Linked DNA regions of Mus musculus: region 1 is linked to region 2. The links are chromatin loops, found by intact Hi-C in ENCODE. Cell type or tissue: left cerebral cortex. All regions are shown on one strand. Links, peaks and the distances in the headings refer to the core of each region. The heading gives the core; the rest is flanking DNA.

What was found. Peaks named below come from ENCODE experiments on the same cell type or tissue, not always from the same donor. Only the 100,000 strongest peaks of a DNase experiment are listed, where the experiment ranks them.
Region 1: a loop joins it to region 2, with 3 times the contacts of the local background. A loop is called at or near these places in 2 of 42 quality-filtered maps.

What each region holds. Positions count from the first base shown.
Region 1 is chr10:39,046,216-39,054,643 of GRCm38, forward strand. Lama4 (laminin, alpha 4) reads left to right here. Exons shown (of 38, transcript NM_010681.4): 11 at 1,719-1,912; 12 at 7,526-7,642. Among named protein-coding and RNA genes, the nearest start is that of Fam229b, 83 kb to the right of the region's middle. In left cerebral cortex, for the core only: no CTCF peak of the experiment used is centred there; DNase peaks (open chromatin) are centred at 1,805, 3,569 and 3,836; H3K27ac peaks cover 716 bases.
Region 2 is chr10:38,569,937-38,578,364 of GRCm38, forward strand. No RefSeq gene overlaps it. Among named protein-coding and RNA genes, the nearest start is that of Gm22911, 41 kb to the right of the region's middle. In left cerebral cortex, for the core only: no CTCF peak of the experiment used is centred there; DNase peaks (open chromatin) are centred at 3,320 and 3,980; H3K27ac peaks cover 869 bases.

The DNA of each region.
Region 1 (8,428 bases), core at 107-8,106, 480 kb after region 2:
GGCCTTAATGAAAAGTGTAAACACCAAAGTACACAAATAGTGTTAGGTGCCTGCGCTGGTCACTATAGAGCACAGCATTGCTACCTGCCAATATACCCTGGGCAGATTCATTTTAAACTATAACTATATTTGATCCTGATTTTATGGGGTGGTTATTCGGCTACCCTCAGTCTTCATGCTGAGCTCTGTTCTATGTGGCATAAGTGAAATACACTCATGTGGACCTCGTGCTAGGACTAGTCAGGCAAGCTGGACCTCTCCCTCCATGTAGAGTCTTTATCTCATGGAGAATGGCCTGGACTTGGTCACATGGCAGGGGAATGTGCTGAGAGGGAAAGAATAGGAAGTTCTGGGGCTCTTTAAGCCTGGAATTGGAACTCAGTCATATCACATTTGTTCTCTTGGTCAGGACCAGCCTGGATTCAGAATAAAATTGGTTATATTCTCAGTGAGAAAAGTTGCAAAGAATCTATACATTCAACAGAGGAAATTACAGATATTCATATCAGATTTCAGCAGTTGCTGATATTTCATATACTTCCATTCATACCTCATAATTACAGTTAATACATCCATTGCTAGATATTAATAATTAATAGAGATTGATTGATAAATTAGTAAAAACATAAATTGAAAAGTTATTAGTTTGAATTTATATGTTAGCTATTTTTACTTATATTATTGTCACTTTTAAGTTTTATGTATTTTATTTTACACATTTAAAAATCCACTATAAGAAGGGGTCTGAGAGCTTTATTAGATTGTTGGGGAATCGATGGAGCTGCAAAGGTTAAAGGGCACAAGACATCTTCCAACAGATGCTGCCCCATCAACCTTTGTTATCAGTTATTGTGGATACCAGAGAAGGCGGCTATTGGCATAAAGGTTTATTGTAACAACAAATAAAGTCATACCACAGGGAGAACGACAGGAGAATTTCAGGCCAGTCAGGCCAGCTGGAGCTCCACCATCAGAGCTAGATGTTCCCAAGCTCCTTGACTATTTTGAAATTTAACCAGACTGCCCTATGGAAAAAAAAGACCATTTACTTCTCTCTCTTAGTTTCTTGAAGTAAATAAGTGGATTTTAAACATTTACTTTACTGAGTCGGGAACTTGTATAGTTTCCCCATGCTAAGGAAAGGAAGGGTAAGCTTTAACAGGACAGACTGTCATTCCCTGTTGAGAATGGGGGGACCAAGAATTATGGTACCTAATCAATAAATGTGCCTATGAGCCAAGAAAGAGACTTTAAGAATATTCTGTTGTTGCTATTTAATCTTTATTCCACCCAAAACCTTAACTGACAGGAAACAGTGGGGTAAAGTGGTAAAAACAAGTGTTAGAAACAGCATAGATGCTTGTTCCGTCACTGACTAGAAAACATTGGTTCTTTTTCATAGGAATAACCATAAGCATATCCAGTTTTCCTTTATAAGATAAAACTATGGTAATCTGGGTAGTAAACAGAAAGGTATAACAGCCTAGATTTTGCAGAAAGTATAATCCTCTTGGAAAAGCTATCAAGCCCTTCCTTTAGTTGATTTGTCAGGAGTTCCTAAATCCAGCAGGAAAGCATCTCTCCCTTAACTGGAAACGCTGGGGCTTCTTTTGTGAACCTCTCTCCTATCTCAATCACTGAAGCAGACAGGGACTGAATTTTTCTCTACTTTGTGAAATGCAGGAGCCCAGACTAAGTTTGTCTCCATTTCTCCTCAGTGCTGAGCCAAGCTGAGAACTGGCAGCGGCTGCACAATGACACCCGCTCTTTATTCCCCGTGGTGCTGGAGCAGCTGGACGACTACAACGCTAAGCTGTCCGACCTCCAGGAATCCATTAACCAGGCCCTCGACCATGTCAGGGATGCAGAAGACATGAATAGAGCCATCACTTTCAAGCAGCGGGACCATGAGGTACAGTGGGCAGCAACTGTGAACGCATGTCAGGCATAGACAAACTAAACTTATACCAAGAAAAAGTGGCTGACATTAAAAACTTTAAATGTTGCTATACCTAAACACTCATATTTTAAATATGGTTGCTTTTTTTGCTATTGTAAGTCACAACCATATCTGTGCCTTAAATTAAGTTGAACAGTGATAAATAAATGTTTAGTCTTTGCTTAGGTAAGAGTGAGATTCTATTAGTGCATATACTCCTACATGAGACTATACTGCTTTCTCCAGACAGAAAAGGACTATTCAAGAAACATACATCTACCCAGAACTGTCTTTTGGATATTTACAGGCTTTAGAAAGGTATAAATTTTGGAAAGGAATTGTCATAGGCCACTGAGAGCAGCTATAGAGGAAGCTGGTTAAACTCAAGCTAAAACCATACAAACACAAAAAGGTGAGGAAAATTCTAAGTACCACCATAGCTTGAGTGGTACTTAGAAAGTCCATAGCATCTTTCTCTGCCTATCTTTCTCTGATTCCCACACCCACAGGGCTGGGAAGTGCTGACCATGTGTCCACTCCATACAACACTTGTCCCCACCACCACCAGTGAACAACCATCCTCATAGAGATGACACAAGTAAACTTGGACATGTTTGTAAAACTTAGGCTAAGGAAACAACATAGACAAATAGAAATGGCCAGTATCAAATCCATCAGTTTATTTGAGTATTTTATCATCAATAAGATCAACTTAAACTTGGTCCAATGATGAGATTTTCAATCATCATTGCCCCTTAATACATTAATATCCTAATGTATATATCTTGTCCTCATCACATTTTTTTAAACAGAAGCAAACTCTTATTCAGTATTTTTTTTAAATAGAGCTTTCAAATGATGTTAACCATTACACACTAACAAATGTGTAATAGATTGCAAGCTAGCATATATACATTAAGCAGAAATATGATGAAACTTGTATAAGAAATGACTATCATAGCAACTCTGCTAGGGGCTCACTAATGAAGACTTCCAAACTGTTCAATGTGGAGAGTTCTTTATGAATAGGGGAAGTTATTAGCCCAGACCACACCCTGCCAGACAAGGACTTAAGAGACCCAAACACAGAACTGTCCCCTTAGCCATAGAAGGAAGATTTTATTACAGGACAAAAGAAGCTAAGATCTGCCTTGATGTAGTAGCAAACCCTAAGGGGTTCTCTTTTCCAACTGTGAGCTGTCAATCTCAGCAAGGGCTTTGTCTTCTGTATGCACCTTTACTAGAGAATACATTCTAGTATGTGGTGAGTTACCATGCTTAATTCTCCACTGACTTATTTTTAGGGATCTATGATCTCCATAACCAATAGGAGTGGCATACAATGGGCTGAAGACTAAAGCAGAGGCATGCATGACCAGCTGTTGGCAAATACTGACATGTGTCAGGACTTTGTCATAAGCAGTAAATGAACAATGTTGCCTGTGCAAAGCGACTTCAGTTCTAAAAGTAAATGCATGCCAGTCTAGCTCTTAATTAAAATTTTCTTATGCACATTTTTAGAAAACCCTCATGGACATAGATATGAGGAATTTGGCGTTTCCGTGATTTCAGGCAGATGGGAGGCCTCTTTTAGCTCGGTTAAACAAATTCTTCTACTAAGTACAAATGAGCAGCATGAGCAGAAGTTTAGGAAAAGAACAGCAGGGCACACAGCATTTCAAGCTTCTTCTGTCTGTCCTGCTGCTGCTGCTTCCGAGCTAATGGTCAGCATTTGCCAGACAGTTTCCACAGTGTGTCCAGACACCTATACAAAAGCTGCCTCCCAGATATGAAGGCCATGTTGTTTCCCCTCCTTTTTCCTTTGCTCACGTGGTTGTGCCCAGTTCCTTATCTAATTCTGTCCTGTCCTGTCCTTGATCTAGGCTAAGTGACTCATTACATAGCATGTCTTTCTTACTAAAGCTCTTACATCCTTCTATTCTTACATCTACTGAAAATTCTGTGGAAACTATGGAAACCACCCACCCTCACATGTCACTCCCATGTATAGACACATATGGGTGCACACACAATACAGTCCTGCTATGAGAAACATGTTCGGTTATTTATACATATCAGGTTGGCAGACAAATTCCGATCATTCTTCTAAAGCCCAGGCTAAGAAAATGACCATCAGAAGGAGCGCCTCCCTCTTCTATACTGATACAGCCATGAACTGTAGCACTGTAATCATCTTTAATACATTTAGGGTATAGTCTATGATCCAGTTTCATAGGTATTACTGAATGTGTAGTTGTGTATCCTCTGTGTGTGTGTGTCTGTGCATGCATGCATACATGCATGTGTATGCATGTGTGTGTGCATGTGTGTGTGCATGTGTATGGGCATGTGTACACCTGTGGTTCACATTTTGTCTATCCCTACTAAAATCATAAGCACCCAAAGAGCACTGCTCCTGCTGTACATGAATTCTGTCTTCCCAAGATCTAATGTGATGTCTCGAATGCATCAGTTTTATTTGTCAACAAATGGGTATAAACAGGGACATGGAGTACCCCCACCTGCTATGTAATCCAGATCCTGTTTGTGAATACTGGTTGTTCTTGATCAATACTCTTTCCAACACTAATTAGACTCTCAAACGACTAAACACTACTACTCACACTCTTTTGTCTATGTCTCCATGTTTAAATGCTATGAAATTTTAATTTCTTCCAAATACTAGGTATTAATTTAATTAATTTAATTAAAACCTAGTATTTCAGCTATATATCAGTCTTTCTTTTAACAAATTTGAATAAGTGAAACCTTATTGGAATTTGATTCTGTGCTTTAGAATATGATTTTTGAACTTTTTCGTGAAATTATACTGCCCAATTTCAATTCCTTTAAGTAATTAATTGTAGAGCTGGCATCAAATCCATGGCCTTATGCATTGTCAGAACACGTTCTGCTACTGAACAGTATCCCTAGCCCCAAACTTAAGAATTTGGGCAAAATATTTTTTTCTCTTACTGAAAACAATCTTTCCCTCACATAATATATGTCAGTTATGGTTCCCCCTCCCACAACCCCTCAAAGTTCCTCCCCAAGTCCCCTTCCTTATGGATCCATTCCCTTTTGGTCTCTCACTAGAAAGCAAACTGACTTCTAAGGGATACTAATAAGATTAGAATATGATATAATAAGATAAACAAAAACTAACATTAGGATAGGGCAAAACAAACCAAAGGAAAGGAACTCAAGAAACAAATATAGACGCAGAGACCCACTCGCTCACCATAATATATACACAAAGAACATGTAGGGTAAATGTGTGTGTGTGTTATAATTTCATATATAACATATATATTAAGGTTTTTTTTAATATTAAAGGAAAACCCTGACATAACATGAGGCAAGGAACCTCTAAAGATGTGGTGGAGGTTTTTTCTGCTGGCCATCTAACTGCTGAACATACAGCCTACCCATGAGAGTAGTTTGTTTCCTCAGTGAGACTCCCTTGGAGAAAACAGAATTTTCATTTACAGTAGTTATCAATTGGAGAAGGCTTCTGGGTTAAGGATGAGGGCTCGTGTCCTTTTCTCCTTGCAGCCCTCAGAGCATGTCTGGTGCAGAATAGTACAGGCCCTGTGCACAGCGCCTCTGTGTCTGTGAATTCCTGCAATCGTGTTGATTTACAGGGCTTTGTTTCCTTGCTGTCCTCCATCCCCTCTGGCTCTTATACTCTTTCTGCCTCCTCTTCCTTAAGGTTCCCTGATCCCCTAAAGGAGAGATCTGATAGAAGCATCCTGTTTAGAGATGAGTGTTCCAAGGTCTGCATATTGTCTGGCTGTGGGCCTCTCTGTATGTGTGCCTGTCTGATGCAGGAGGAAGCTTCTCTGATGATGTCTGAGCAAGGCACTGAGCTATGAGTACAGCACAATATCATTAGGAGTCACTGTACGGCTGTGTTCTCTTAATAGAATAGCAATATTTGGTCTTCCCCTAAGTCTCTGAACTATCAAACCTCAGGTATCACCCAAGCAGTGTCAGATATGGGTTCCAACTCATGCAATGGGCCTTAAGTCAAATCAGATATTGGTTGGTTGCTCCCACAAGCTCTGTGCCACTATTATACTAGCAAATCTTATAGGCAGGACACAAATATAGATCAGTGGGTTTGTGGCTGGGTTGATGTTTATGCTTCTCTTTTGATAGCATAAACTTACTTGTACCAAAGGCACTAGCATGTAGGGTGAAGGCCCTATCTAGGCACCAGCTCAAGTTCTCCACATTCAGTGAGTTGTATTGTTTTCAACAATGGGTCCTTCCAATCAATTTAAGAAGAGCTACCTATTGTCATGGCAACAATGTGGATTTTAGGTGTTTCTCATGGGACGCCTTTGGCCTACAACTCAATAAGATGGACCTGATTCCTGATACTGGAATTTTCATTTAGTGACAAAAGATGTTCAGTTGTGGCTCTATCTCCCCATTATTGGACAATTTCATTTAGATGGTCTTCATAGTATGGAATCTTCTACTGTATTAGGTTTCCATACAGCCCGCTTATATGGCTCCTGATCTTTAGCTGTCTCTTCTTATATTCCCTCCCTCATCCTCATCCTCCCTTCCTGCCCCACTTGTTCCTCCCATTCCAGTTACTCTTCGTCTCTTTTTATCTCTTCAGCTCCACAGTATAATTTGAGATCAGGGATATTGATTATTCTAGCAGGTTTTCTTCTGGACTGTTTAGCTATCTTAGGGGTGTGTGTGTGTGTGTGTGTGTGTGTGTGTTTCCATATGTAGCTGAAAATTGTCCTTACAAGGTCTGTGAAAAATTGTGTTAGAATTTTGATGAGAATTGCATTGAATCTATACATTGCTTTTGGTAATATGTCCTTTTTGCTTTATTAATCCTAGCAATCCATGAACATGGAAGACCTTTCCATCTTCTAATTTCTTCAACTTCTTTCTTCAATCTCTTAAAATTATTCCTTTTTTAATCATACAAGTCTTTCACTTGTTTAATTAGAGTTATCCCATGATATTTTATATTATTTGAGGCTATTGTGAAGGGTATTGTTTCCCTGATTTCTTTGTCAGTCCATTTGTTGTTTATTTACATGATGGCTACTGATTTTTTGTGAGTTAAATTTTTTATCCAACTATTTTGCTGAAAGTGCTTATCAGCTGTGGGTGCTAACCAGTGAAATTTTTAGGGTCTCATGTTTTTAATCATATCATCTGCAAATAAAGGTAACTTGGACTTTTTCCTTTCCAGTTTCAATCCCCTTGATCTCCTTCAGTTGTTTTATTGCTCTAACTAGAACTTCAAGTCCTATACTGAATACATATAGAGATTGAACAACTTTATCTTGGTCCTGATTTTTGTAGAATTACTTTAAGTTCCTCTCCATTCAGGTTGATGTTGGCTATGGACTTGCTGTTAACTGCCTTCCTTATGTGGCAATGTCTCTTGTATCCCTAATCTCTCCAGGACTTTCATCAGGAATGGATATTTGTCAAAATGTTTGTCAAAGGTGTTTTCTACATCCAATGGATGATCATGTAATTTTTTTCCTTCAGTTTTTTTCTATGGTGGACAATAATGTCCTCTCTCCTTTGTTTTCCTTCCATCAGAAACAACATGAGAGAGTGAAGGAACAGATGGAAGTTGTGGGTGCCTCTCTGAGTATGTCTGCAGACTCTCTTACCATACCTCAGCTCACTCTTGAGGAACTTGATGAGATAATAAAGGTAAGGGCATACCTGGGTTGCTCAAGCTTGCCATGATAGCAATTTTGAACAGCAGCTCAATGTCAGGATAATCCAGTTCAATTCAAGTTAGGAGGATTGAGAAACAGTGTCAGCTAATGGGGACCTCCAGTTTCTTGTATCACCCAGTAGCTACTAATACTACACAGCTACTTCAATTTCAGTTCCATAAAACTAAGTAAAATTAGTAATTCTACTCTGTTTGAACCAGCTGCATTTCACATCCTCAAGAGCCACGTGTGGCTGGCAGTTTTGATGACAGATACAGTCACAGCAAAATCTATTAAAGTAATAAATATAGTTCTTCCCTATACACTCTACCTAGGAAGCTATTGAACAAACCAAATCATCCAACCAATAAACAAACTAATAAATTAAGCAGATCATCCGTAAAAGAAGAAAAAGTGTTCAACATTCTTAACTATCAAGGAATGCAAATTAAAACCACTTTGAGAACCCATCTCATGTCAATCAAAATGGCTATCATCGAGAAAGCAAACATTGGCCAGGATGCAGGGGGAAATTAACCTTTATTCACTACCCACTGGGAATGTATACTTGTGCAATCACTATAGAATAGAACTAACATGTGACCCAGACGAACCCCTCTTGATTATAAAACTGAAGAACTGAGTCAACATACCAAAAAAAAGATCCTTGTATATCCTACACTATTCACAATAGATACAAAATGAAGCCAACCTAGATGTCCATCAATAGATGAGTAGGAAAAAATAAAGAAAAATGATAACGTGGTGTTTGCAAGAG
Region 2 (8,428 bases), core at 211-8,210:
TTAGAGAGGCCCACAGGAATTATCCACACTGATGAATAAGAGTACATTCATAGCTTGTAAACATCAGCAGTTCTCAAACCTCTTGGTCTTGAGATTCTTAATAGTTTGGGATTTTTGTTTGTTTGATTAATTGTTTGGTTTTGTTTTCTGTTTGTTTTTTGGGTTTTTTTGATCACTGAAAATCCAAAAAGATGTGTATTATGTCCATTGCTCTTTACGACCATAAACTGAGTTTCCAAATATTTTAATCATTTCCTTATCAACATCCTGAAACATAAACAGTGAACCCAAACAAATAATGCCCTCTGATATAAAAAATGACATTCCACATGGTAGAATCCTTGTGACCACCTTATTTCTCCAGGTAAAACAAAACAAAACAAACACAAAAATAAATAAATAAAACTGGATTTGGTGCTTTTCAAAGAAAACAAAACAAATCAACTACAGACAAATTTTCTTTTTACTTATTACAAAATGGTGACTTTTAAGTTATCACCTGATTACTTACACAGCTTTATCATTTTTTAAAATACTGATGTAATTTCTTTACTCACCATTCCATGCTCCCTGACACTAACTCATGAGCATTCTTGCAGAAGGCAGTATCCTCATCCAGTTTCTTAAATGGCTACTTTCACACATGTCCTGTCTGATCAAGCAGCGGCTCGTGAATCACTCTTTCTGATGAGTTCCTTAGTTAGCTCTTGCAGTTCTCATGGACTATAAAGTCTTTCTCTTGCCATTATTCTTTTCTACCTCAAACAATTCCTGAGTATTCTATGTGTTATATGTCAAATCCCATCCCCACTAAATTAGTTATAAATAGATCATTCAGCGCCTGCTAGCATAGTTCAGGCATATGACTGAAATCTTGTTCTGATTCCTGTGTTAGACCAGGTCTCTAAGATACTACCGTTTAGACACCCTGGATTAGATACTTCCTAAATTCCCAAGGTTATCTTCCTAGTCTGTTGTTCTTTGAGTGTTTGCTGTTTCTGAGTTTACACCTATTATTTTCTTGGATTTTCTATCTTCGTAATCTATTTCATTCTTCCTGCTCTTATCGCCTACTATGCTATTTCAGATGAAATCTTCATTGATCAATGAGTGTATATTTGGTTTGCATATAGCAGTGTGTTACGAAAATCCATTACTGAGGAGGCTGGAGTGATGGCTTAGTGGTTAAGAATATATACTCCCTCACAGCATCAGGATCCAGTTCCTGGTTCATATATGGCAGTGCACATCACTTAAAATCCAGTTCCAGGGGATCCAATGCCATCCTATTGATTTCCCAGACACCCACATGCATTTTGTATAATAAAGATAGACAGGAGCCTATCTTTAAAAAATGTATCGCTATGACTTCAACTCTAATTTAATGAGTGATTAATACAACAATATTTAACAAGAAATCTAATGTACTGTTGTGAGAAATATTAAAAATTGACCTGCAAACTTCGGACCAACTCTCCAGCCCCTGCTCGGCCATCTCTCAGGTGAAGCCCTGAGTTCCTCTTGCTTCCACTCAATGTTCCACACACCCCACCATCAGCCATCTCACCTGGAAGAATCAAGACTCTTAAAGCATAATTAACCAATCAGATTTATATATCAATAAAATCACAATTTACAAGATGCCAATACAGTAATTTCAAAGCTAATTTATAATGATAAAAGCTTTATCCCAATATTTCTAACCTTGTGAAATCCAGCTACTTGTGGCTGGAAATGCCACTCTGGTACACATCTGGGGCCATGGTTCTTCTCCCCACATCCCTGCCTCCACTCTGAGAAGCTCTCCCCTTCTCCCAGCAACTCTTAGCTTCACCTCTCTTTTTTCTGTTCAATCACAGGCCTCCTCTATACTAATGTAATTAGACAAGGAAAATCCTCTGACAATATACCTAATGAACAAAGAATAATTAAATCAAAATCTGCGATCATGGTGTCTTTCTGTGTAGACCGGGGCTTATTTCAGGCCTATGAATAGAAGGGAAATTTAGTTAACTGCCAAATGCAAGCTATCATTGATGTAAAGTAAGGTAAGAATGAGCATGAGGGAGATAGAAGAGCTTCAAATAAAAAACAAAACAATAAAACCCCTTGTAAATCAGTGCTCATTCTTTAATCTCTGGAATATAGATGTTTTAAAATGTTCAAACCTATTGGTGTTCCTTTTTAGACTAGTCTTGAACCTCGGCATCATTTATGAATACTATATTTAAATATTAATAAATAGCCAAAGCTAAAGTAAATGCATTTGATAGTATGAGCTGTGAAGACAACATTCTAGATGACTGCTGCTGTTCAGTCAGCACCCTACTGGTGGCACACCTGGTAATTCCCACAGAAAGGATATCCTCTCTGACCATGATGTATGGATACCCATAATCCTCCTTTGGATATGTGTGAATATATCATACATTGTGTCTTCAAAACTATAGTCTCCCTAGCACTCAAGTAAACCTACCAGATAATCTTTCTCTTTCTCATCAGCTATCATTTTAACACTTTATTTTTATCCCAAAACTTGTTTTATTTTCTATAATTATTCTCCTTTTACTATGGAAATCAGTAAGTCTATAATCATGGTGAATTTATAAATTTTAATACATTATTCAGAGCTATATAGCAGCTATATGCCACTTAGATCACTTAAACTTACTTCTTGTCCAGGATGACCCTGATAACAAGTACATCTCTAGAGAGAATTCCTTTGGAAGAAAAAAATATATATAGCAAATATATATAAAATATATAATACAAAATAATATGCATATGTACATGTATGTATACATATATGTATATGTTCACATATGTATCACATTCACATATATTATATACACATAAAGATATGTAATACATATGTGTAATTACCTATATGCATATATTTACATATATGTACATATGTACATGCATATATGTATTACATGCACATTGTGTTTTATATATTATAGTTATAAATATATCCATTGTAAATATATATATATATTTATATATTACATGTATTTTAAGAGTTTAAACAACTCTTATTACTGTGAGTAAATTTGAAATAGAGCAAAGGATTTGTTTTCATGAAAATATCTTAAAAATGATAGAATCTTCTTGTTTCTGGTGAAATGGTCTGTAATGTGGTTAGAGATTTATGAAAAATATAATTACAGTGAAGGCAATATAGAAAACCCTGTGGCATAACTATGTTATGTGCCTTTAAATGTTTAAATGGATACTGTCCTCACTGCTACATTTAACTACTCTGCTTTCAGTGGAAGGAAAAATAGAAAGAAAAAAAAATGCCTGGAACTGGTTGCTATGGCAGCAAGTGCAAAGAGTAAGACTGAATCTTGTGTTAAGGTAATGAATTTAGCATCTACAGGAAAAGAAATGGATTTCCTGTCACACTCTGTATATCTGCCACAGGAAAGGAACACATGGTGGACATTTTAGGGTCCTTAAAATGCACTTAAGATGTGCAACAATGGTACAGGAACCCCCTCAGGTCACCTCAAGAACTTCATCCCCTCTCCACAGTGTGTTCTCATCCGTATTTGCTACAGGTTCTGGAAAATGAATCCTTAGTATGAATCTAACCACGTGTATTCAGCAGGTCCCAAATTGATAATGACCACCATTATTTCCTTTCAGTATCCAGGTTGCTCTAACTGCTGAACGTCTTCTCAGAGAACATTTTGACAGGCCAGTTCAATCCTTCCTTGAACCTTGATGGTTCTCCAGTTCTTATGCATGTCATCCTCCAGTGAGGTTTCGCTAGCCCACTCTGGATAACCTCTCATTTCTCACAAAGACAGTGCTACTTGTTGCTGTTGTTGTTGTTATTGTAATTAAAATCATCTGGTAAGTTGAGTTGAACAACTGCTTTCCAGCATACAGTTTCATATATGCATATATGTCATACATATATAAGTGTAGCTATAAATGCTTCAACTGGCTGAATGTAGAACTAGACAAAATATGGAGTTGAGCCCATGCCAAAGAAACACAATAATCCTTCCTAAAGGATGTTCACTTTCACTGACATAGGGGATCTCTGTAACTAGAAACATGTGTGTCTTGCATAATCTGTTTAGTAGATACTGTTGGGAGGGTTTAATAGGGTTGTTGAAACATATGTAAGCCTGAAAATTTTTATACACTCACACACGCACTTTCTCTCATACATACTCACATACACACATACCTAAACACACATACAAACACACACTCACACACATTCACAAAAACTCACACAAACTCACACACATACTTTCTCATACTTTCTTTCACACATACGCAAATACACACACACAAACACACACACACAAACACACACACACAAACTCTCACACACATATTTTCTCACATATTCTCTTATATATACTCACTTACACACACATACAAACACACACACTCACACAAACTCTCACACACTAACACTCACACAAATATTCATACACACATACAAATACACACATTCTCACACACTAACACACAATCACATGTACTTAGACATTCTCAGACTTACATGCACATGCACACACACATACTTGCATACTTACACACTCACACACACTGTTACACACAGTCATATGCACAAACACACACACTCCCACAATTACATACACACTCATTCACACTCACACTCATACACACATTCACATACTCTCTCACACACATACATACATGGTGAAGCAGCCCCTATATCTTCTAGCTATTTTCATCTGAAGCTCACAATGTGATGTCCTGAGTGAGAAACAGAGGCTGGAGAAACAGGCTTGGGAGTGGGAAGCATCACCTTGTCTTGTGCCTAACACACACCTCCAAACTGGAGGAAGCCAGAAAGACATGAACTGATTCTGCAGCCAGGTTTTCTAATGGGAACATAGACTGGGTGCTATTCTCTAACCTAGACCTAGAGAGACAAATATAGCATATTTCCCATTTTGCCTCATATGCATCATTAGATTTAAAATGTATGTGTTTGTATGGAGTGGCAAGTAGTGTGGAAAAGAAGAGGTCTGAAAAGGGGTGAAGGGTTGCCAAGAATCTGAGGAGCCAAGAGAAGAGTATCAGTAAGAGAGAAAGGAAGATGGCTATGGAGGAGACGTGGTTATAAAGTATAATCTCACATGTGTGACAATGTCACAACAAAACATATTTCTTTGTATATTAACCACAGATTAGTGAAAATAAAAATCAAAAATAATTGTAAATTGGAATGCCAAGAATTTCTAATTGAGAAACATTAAATAAACCCTAGTAAATAACATTATAGCTTCAAGGTCTGCATGATATGCTCATAGCATCACTGTTTTTTACTAACTTCTGTCCAGCAGCACTGTTCTATCCCTTACACTTTATCTGTTTTCTCTGAAGCTTAAGGCCACAGAGAATGACCTCAAGACTTTATACCAGAGATGCATCACAGCAAAAAAGATAATACCGATAATGATAGTCTTTTGTGTTGCTTTCAGACAAAATTAAAAGCTTCATGTACTCCTAGATGATTTCCCACCTTTTAAAAACCTTATGCTTAGTCTTCAAAGAAATCTACATTAAAGTGCCTTTGTCCAAAAAAAAGAAAGAAAAGAAAAGAAAAGAAAAAAAAAGAAAAGAAAAGAAAAGAAAAGAAAAGAAAAGAAAAGAAAAGAAAAGAAAAGAAAAGAAAAGAAAAAGAGAAGTCCACTCAGCACTTAAGCAGTCAGTAAGAACATCCTGATGTCAGTGGAATAAAAAAGAAGCCCCTCTCCTGATCATGTTTCTTATCTCTGAGAAAAGTTAATATATCAAGAATACAATAAAACATCAAATCAAATGTTATGCCATTTGGCAATAGGTAGAAGTAAAACAAAGCAAAGAGGCATGGGCAGTTTAAAGTCACTCAGATAGAAAGCAAGGAAAGAAAATTCCCAAGCACAAATTTGGCTTATCCCTTTTGGAAACACAACTTGCTTATTGCTTTAGAAATTAATGGACTGCAGATGTTACTATATTTTAAGAGCATATTTTACCCAGATCAGAGACTATGCATGGTCCCAGTAGGGCAGATGTTTTGTGCAGTCAGTGGAAAATTCGATCAAATCAGCTGTAATGGCAAAAGTAATTAAAGTTCATTACTTACAGTAAACACACTCAGAAAACTTCAATAGCTAAGGAAAAACAATTTTTCCCCCTTTGACCATCACATCAGACCCAATTCTTTAAAAAGAGAGAATCTTGATCACTGCAAAAGTAAAGTATTCAGAGACAGGCAAATATTTTCAAAGAAGTAATATAGACTAAAACATCAAAGGACACTCTTGAAAGTTCTCTTGAGTTGACAAGAAATTGTAAAAGCAGAATATCGCCAAACACAATTGATGACCAACCTGAGTATATAGTAATCCCCAAAACAGTTATATACTTTCAAAATCTTAACACTGGTAATATTACATAAGAGGTTCAAAATGTGAAAGATATTGCTCGTTTCCACCAAGTTCTATTGCTCTTGTTTTAGGATGGCTTTGAGTATCCCTAAAAGGCTTAGAGGGAAATCACAAAATATAGACTCTACTCTCATATTAAAATGGCTAAATTGTATTGAATTCCAATGTATATAGCACTATACTAGAAATATTCCACAACAATTCAGTTTGATGCCTTCTGAAATTTTTCTCATTTTTCAAGTTTAGAGACAATCAGTAATATTTGAACATCACACAGAAGTGAAGTTTGTGATCACAAAGGAGGCGTTTAAACTCCAGTGGTTGCCCTTTTCAATTCATCCCTGCACTGCCTCACAAAGCTAAGATCCTTATTGATTTTTAAATTGACCCCTATCCCATAGCTGCAACATTGTTACCCAAGAGTATCTTAAAATCTTGCATTTATTAGTCCCATTTTCGTAACAATAGAAAAGTGCTTTGACCGCTTTGCCAAATTATGACTCTTCTTCAAATTGTTCTCTGTGGTTTTGATACTTCCCTTATTCCTTAAGACCTGGCAAAACAGAACTATAAAAACTCTGACCCCAGAGAAAACCAGAGTTTTATTTCTTTCCAACAATTTCTTTTAATCACAGTGGCACATTAAACTGAGAAAAAACAGTTACATGCAAACACTCGTTTTTAATTATCGCTTGCATTTTTAGGCATCTCCTTTAACAACATGTAAAATTCTAGATATCTTGGGCACCATTAGTTGGAATTTGTAAAACTGTGTTAATGAATAACTCCTCAAAATGGAGAAGCTTGATTTTGGCATAAAGTCTTGTCTTAGATTCGTTTCACCACCTGATGGTTTAAAGAGAGCATTAAAACATCTGTTTACAATCACATTTTGCTCGAAATAAGTTCTTACACTGGAGACAATGTACAAAACCAACAAGAAGAAAAATGTAAGTTCAGTAAACTATGTGGAAAAGTTAGCTTCTAAAACCATCCATATTTAAAAGCCTGGCTAAGCCAGTTAATTTAGCTTTTAATTTAGCTTAATTTATGGCTGTTAGAAACTTTGTTTGGTCACATTAATCTAAGCAGGCCTTTTGCTTGGCAATACAGTAATTAACCCAGTGTATTTCCCAAGGACAGAGTTGCAAAATTACACAACACAGTATAGTAAATTGTAAAGAAAAGCATACTACTGAACTGTATCGCACATTGTTTGGGCTCTGTGACCCTGTTGTCTATAATATTTCTCTCAGTTGTAATGTTCTGTCCAGGGTGATGGGCATGGAGAGGTGATCAATGATCAGTTATATAAACTGACATATATTAGAGTGAGTTCTACTTGTGAATGTTCTGCTAGTAGAGATGTTAAGTAACTGCATTTTCAAGACTTACTTCATCAGGAAATGATCAGCATAGAAACAAATGTTGCTAAGGAGAGACATGGAAGGGCAGCAGGAAATACACATGGCTAATTATCAATGTGCTCTCAACACCACTGGGGGCTGTCCTACTAACTGCTCATCTGCCACACTTTCATCCTCTTATAAACATTTGAAGTCACCAGACCCTGCCTTTCACTGAGACATCATCTGTTATATGTGTTAAAGATGCCTAAGTAGCACTCAAGACACTTCCCTGTCTATTATATTTAAGTTGTCAAATCACGATGTTTAATACTATTGGCGGCACAAGAGAAAAAAAAAGGATGGCTCTGTTTTTTATTAAAAACATGAATAATTGCTCAATCATTGATCACAAAATGAAGAAACTCAAAATATTAGAGTTTTTTTCAATGTAAGTTCCACTAGTAGCTTTTCCTTTATGCAATTATTCTAAGATCATAAGTAATGAAAGATAAAATGTATTGTGTGAACTATGAAGATTTAGCTTCAATAAATACTCTGAATTATCTTGACAAATTTGATGTTCCTTCTTTAAAGATAAGACTTATAGAGCATGATGTAGCACACTTTTAATTTTGGCACTCCAGAGACAAT